Linked DNA regions of Homo sapiens: region 1 is linked to region 2. Evidence: chromatin contacts called from ENCODE Hi-C or POLR2A ChIA-PET data. All regions are on one chromosome and are shown on one strand. Each heading gives the region's core, a stretch centred on a gene start or an enhancer-like site at or near the end of the contact. The rest is flanking DNA. Distances are from core to core; before and after follow the strand shown.

Region 1 (2,700 bases), core at 115-2,614, 36 kb before region 2:
CCATCATGCTGCAGTCCAGCGGGTGCCATGAATGTCTGCTGAGTGTTGCTGTCACAGAGAGAGGGGAGTTGGTTGTGACTGCCCAGTCACCAGTGTTTTTGTGGGTTTCTGGCAGGGCTAGTGGGACCACTCTGCAAATGAAACTTCTGTTAATATTATCTCAGTGCTTTATTAACTAAATTCCTAAGATAAAGTCCAGAAAGACCCATGTTAGACAGAAATCAGCACCATGTTGCCTAGAATTCCCGAGAACAGCGAGTGTGCTCTCAGGACCGAACCACCTCGCACATGCCTTTGTGTAGCGTGAACACTTTTGAATGTGTTGAATGCTTTTGAATGAGTTACCGTTTCTTCACTCTTGGAACTTTCCATCTCTTTGCCACTTTTGTTTCCTGTTCACAGACCCTGTCTAATTCTCCCATGCCTTTCCAAAGTTTGGATTGTTAGCACTAGAATGATTATTTCTTGGTAAATTCTTTTATTCTTAATTTCTTAAATTCTTTTAACATAAATGCACATAAATTATGTTAGAGTTTATGCTCTTTTGTTTTACAATAGCGTTTTATTACAAAGGCACATTTGAGCTGAGATATAATCTGACCTCCTGGGCTTTTGTGTGTTTATCCCATTATTCACATTTTTTGTCCTTAGCTTTTTGTAGATTTTCGAGTGGGCCACCTCTCTTTGTCCTTATTGCATGTCAGCTTGTTTTTGACAAGTCATTTTTCTGATTTTAGAATGACTCTTTGACATCTCAGCCACTGTGCAAAGAAGGCAATGTCCCTTCTCCCCTCCTCCTTATGTTCCCTGCAAATTTAATGAGATGGTCTTCGATTTCCTTACTTCAGCTGCGGGTGGATGTATGAAGTGCCCCATGTCCAGGCCTGATCCCTTTGGGGGGACCCTCATGGAGCACCTCCCTGGAATAAACTGTGACTTTGACCTCCCCTTCTGGCCTCTTGGGCCACTAAGCTTTCCTCTGGGCTCCTTTCCCTTGCAGGCTAACCCCAGGGGCCTGTGACATCAGAACTCCATCCCCAGTGCTGTGCCAAGGTGAGTCTGCTTCTGCTGGGAGTTATTACGAGATGAAACCTGAGGGAGGAAGGCCAGGTATTTCCTGAACGTCATGGAACACGAGGCCCAGGTGATTCAGCGAGGTCAGAGTCTGCTGTGGTGGCGGTGGCGGCAGTTGGCAGAGGGGAGCCTGGAGGGAGGTGGGGAGTTAACGACTGCCTGCCTCCTCCCTGACCCCGCCTGCCTCTCAGCTCTAACATGCCTGTGATTTCATCATGCACACCTTTGTCAACAATCCATTTAGCAACCAAATTATACACCGGGTAATTATAGCTTCCAGCCTCATGTCAGGAGTCCCCTGCTCAACAGCGTGCTCCTGGTGATACTGCCACCCGTAACGGGTACTGGCTTTGCTAACATCCTGACGAGACGTCGGGGAGAGACGGGAAGTGGCAGGTGGGTTGCCCTGACTTATGTTAATTGTCTATGTCAGGCCTGCGGGTCTTGTTTTGACAGTCCCAAAATTATGTTTGGACTGCTGATTAGATCAATATGGGAAACTGGGCCAGAGGAGTTTCTCTGTGAGGAAAAAACAATCTGGGTAAGATCAGATCCTCAGGTGTGAAGGAGGGAGTCTCTTTTCACAGCCCCCTTGACCTTCCCGTCTCACTTGGAGCTGCCCCTCTCTGTCCCAGCTGCAAAAATGGACCCAGGAAACACGGTGGAGGGTAGGAGCTATGGGGTGGGCAGAGTCATAGCAGGGGACAGGGCTGCCTTGGAGGCCAGCCCATGCATTCACAAGGATGTATTCAAGGTTTAGTCTGAGCCCTCACTTTGTGGCTTTATAGATGATTGTTTTAATAGGGCGCAGTGAGGAGGGAGGGGCACAACCCCAGAGATGGCAGCAATGTGGGTGGCTGGGAGACGTGGCCACAGCTAAAGACAACCTGGGCATGGCTCTGAGTCAGCAAAGGGGGATATTTTTCTCAGATTTATTAAAAGTGGTAGCTGCTGGTGATGCTTGGGTTTATAACCTTACCATTTATTTATATCTGATGATTCCCCACTTCCTTTTTTAAAAAAAAAAAGTTAAGATCTTGTTCGGTTGCCCAGGCTGAAGTGCAGTGGTGCCGTCACGGCTCACTGGAGCCTTGAACTCCTAGGCTCAAGTGATCCTCCTGCCTCAGCCTCCTGAGTAACTGGGACTATGGGTGTACACCACCATGTCATGCTAATTTTTAAATGTTTTGTAGAGATGGGATCTCACTGTGTTGCCCACGCTGGTTTCAAACTCCTAGCCTCAAGCAATCCTCCTGCCTCAGCCTCCTGAAGCCCTGGGATTACAAGCATAAGCCACCGCCCCCGGCCAGATCACATGATTCTTTACATCTCTGCTGACAGATTTCATCACTGGTGCTGAGTGCAGGGAGTCCCGCAGCCACTTACACGTGTTGCATTGCCGGGCAATACAGGCCTGTGTGACTTGCTATTCTATGGCTGGGCTTCTGCCTGCAGATGCCTGGTTTCTCCACTGCCAAGGCTCATGGTCTGACACATCCAGGAAATTCAACAGTGAGGATGCAATGACAATGAGTCGTGCATGAGGGTTCCCGGGCCTCGCTCCCCTGCCCATCAGAGAAGGCTTGGCATCTCAGCTGACTCGCCCTCTGCTGCCCTGGGAAGGGG
Region 2 (2,892 bases), core at 55-2,554:
CGATCTCGGCTCACTGCAAGCTCCACCTCCCAGGTTCATGCCATTCTCCTGCCTCAGCCTCCCAAGTAGCTGGGACTACAGGCACCCGCCACCGCGCCCAGCTAACTTTTTGTATTTTTAGTAGAGACAGGGTTTCACCCCGTTAGCCAGGATGGTCTTGATCTCCTGACCTCGTGATCCTCCCGCCTCAGCCTCCCAAAGTGCTGGGATTACAGGCGTGAGCCACCGCGCTCAGCCCAAGTGGATCTTATTTAAATTTAGAAGAATATTCTGAACTTTGAATGGAAAGACTTAGTTGCATTTTGAACGTCTCAAGCAACACAGTGTACTATACTTGTTTCTGAAGCTCTCGTTTAAAGAAACAAGGAAAAAGCATTGTGAAATAAAGGCATTTGCATAGTATCAAGCAGAAATAACTATGGTCAAGGGGAAAGCATCTTTTTAAAATCCCTATTTGTTGGTGGTAAATACTGCTTTGCAGATATATGAACAGAATCTCTTGAGGGAATTTCACTCAACATTACAAAACAGATTTACCAGGGATCTTGGATTAACCATGAAGGATTTAAAATTGAAGTCATGTATACATACATATTTTTTATATGTGCCTGAAAATAGGGGTCCCTAAGGAGGAGACTTCTCATTTCCTATGACACAGCAAATCAATAACAACACCTGTGTGTCTAAAGCGCTTTATGGTCTGCAAGGCATTTTCTTATACATTTTCCAGTTTGATTCTCACAATGATCCATGAGGGACAGGAAGCAGGTTTAATAATTCTAATGTTAGAGATGGGAACACTGACCTACACAGAATTTCTGGCTTGTTCAAGATCCCCATGGCTAGTAGCAGAGCCAGGTCTCTCTGTAGATCCATGGGCTCCAGAGCTGGGTCTGTGCTCACCACATTGCAACTAGCTCCACCAAAACTCATTGCCTATAACAACCAATGTGTCATATGTTCATAACACAAACATTAGTCAAACACACCCTGATCAATGTAGGTGTGGAAAGAGTATTTTTGAACCCCTAAACGTAATTCCCAATCCATTTTCAAAAGACTAGCCACGCCAGCAAAGGCAAGAATGCACAAAGTGCCATTGAAGATGATAAGACTGCCACCCGGCCCACTTCCACCTGGAGCTACACTGTGATTCATTTGGCCATGTCACAGTGCACATTCCTTTGTTTTCAGGAACTTAGAGATCTCTTAAGTAAGCACAGGGCGTGTTTGTTAAAGATGCTGATATGGTAAAAGAACAGTACACAAATCCGCGCCCTGGGAGGACGTCCCACAGGTGAGGACTTGCAAGGTCTCCAACTGGATTCCCTTCTTATAGAGCCAGCAGAATGGGCCTTGGAAAGTCACGTTACTGATACGGAGAAAGGACATGCCAGGCACTATTCCCTCCTCCCTGCCATAGTTGTTGTTTATGAAGGTTCTTCTGGGCACGTGACCTAGAGTAACCCCATGAAACTAGCACTGAAGCTTCCAGATGATGTGATAAGATTACAAATGCTGGCTGCTTCAGGCAAGGTTAGACAAATAGCCTTCTTAGATATACATGGTAAATACTGATAATTGTGTGTTCACGTATGTTTTATGTCATAGGCAGAGTTCATTCCTGCTGCAGAGTTGTCCTTGGCTAGAAAGATACCATTGGTCACTCTCTGTTATTGCTGCTGCTTTTCTCCTCCCATATCCACTGGGGTATCTAAAAACCTCTGGACTGTGGGTCAAGAGACTGGGTGGGAGACAGGTTCCAATGCTCATAGTCATGTGTTCATGGACAAGGCAGTTTCCATCTCCCAGCTCTGCTTCCTTAACAGTGAAGTGGAGACAGCCATGTTTATTCTTCCTACACAGGTAAGTGGGGCAAAGGTGGTAATGAGTGTGAAAGAGTGTTGACAATCCGAAGGAACTAATTTCTTTTCTGGAAATTGTTTTCATTTGATGTTTTTCAAATTGTAAACATATGACATATTAGTTGTTATAGGCAAAACAGTTCAAAGACATATAGAGAAAATTCTCACCATTATTAACTTCTAATCTTACCTTCCTGAGATATCCAAAGTCTACACACAACTGTTCACGATGCTCATACAAGCACATGCAGGCAAATATACACATAAACTGGGCTTTGGGTTTATTTCTTTTTACTGAAACAGGATCGTACTATTGTAGGAGTTATTAAGAAATTATTTTAGGCAGATAGAGAGGAAAAAGAGTCCTTGAAAAATTTTCGTTTTTAAAGCAGCTCTTAGAGCCAGGCTGGCAACCTTTGATATGCAAATGCAGGATATTAGAAACTGGGTCTACCCAAACATGGCGATTCCCCTGGCCTTCTTACCCTTGCCCCACATGTTCCTGGCATCAAGGCCACCCCCACATATCCCTACGTGTGTAGAACATCATGGCGCCCTGCATGCATATTAAAAGGCTAGGGTGGGAGGGCCAGCTTTTCCGCAGGCTACATGAATGACATGCCTGGTCAAACCAATCCCCTGAGCCCTGTACAAATCAGACACCGCCTCCTCCAGCCTCTATATATACCTGGCTGGTTTCCACTCTGCTTGGGGTTCTCTCTCTCGGCTTTGGAGCCCCCCTCCCTCTGTCTCTCTACGGGGGAGCTTCTTCCTTCTTTCTTGGCTATTAAATTCTCTGCTCCTTAAAACCACTCCACGTGTGTCCTTGTTGTTTCATCTAATTCAACGTGAGACAAGAGCCCTGGTGTTCCTCCACTCATCGGAGCCATATCATTACCAAACACATGGCTCTGCAACGTGCTTTATTATTTCATGATTAAGCACAAACATTTCTACATGTTTGTGGATTTTAAACTTAGTTTTGTTTCCTTAATTTCTTTATACACACACACACACACCTGTGTGT

The links. Hi-C counts contacts between places; a loop is a spot of excess contacts on that map. ChIA-PET counts read pairs that join two places held with the same protein, here RNA polymerase II (POLR2A).
Region 1: a loop to region 2 is called in a map of Caco-2, with 7 times the contacts of the local background. The contact joins the promoter of LINC00365 here to the enhancer-like site in region 2. A Hi-C loop is called at or near these places in 2 of 168 maps with a recorded cell type or tissue (Caco-2 and mesothelial cell of epicardium). POLR2A ChIA-PET finds 5 or more read pairs at or near these places in 3 of 52 experiments (Caco-2, activated CD4-positive, alpha-beta T cell and activated CD8-positive, alpha-beta T cell).

What each region holds. Positions count from the first base shown.
Region 1 is chr13:30,107,539-30,110,238 of GRCh38, reverse strand. LINC00365 (long intergenic non-protein coding RNA 365) reads left to right here and starts at 1,364. Exons shown (of 2, transcript NR_046998.1): 1 at 1,364-1,470.
Region 2 is chr13:30,071,028-30,073,919 of GRCh38, reverse strand. No RefSeq gene overlaps it. Among named protein-coding and RNA genes, the nearest start is that of LINC00365, 36 kb to the left of the region's middle. Within about 2 kb of position 1,304, at least 5 of the 41 ENCODE cell types and tissues checked have a DNase peak (open chromatin) inside an H3K27ac peak, as active enhancers do.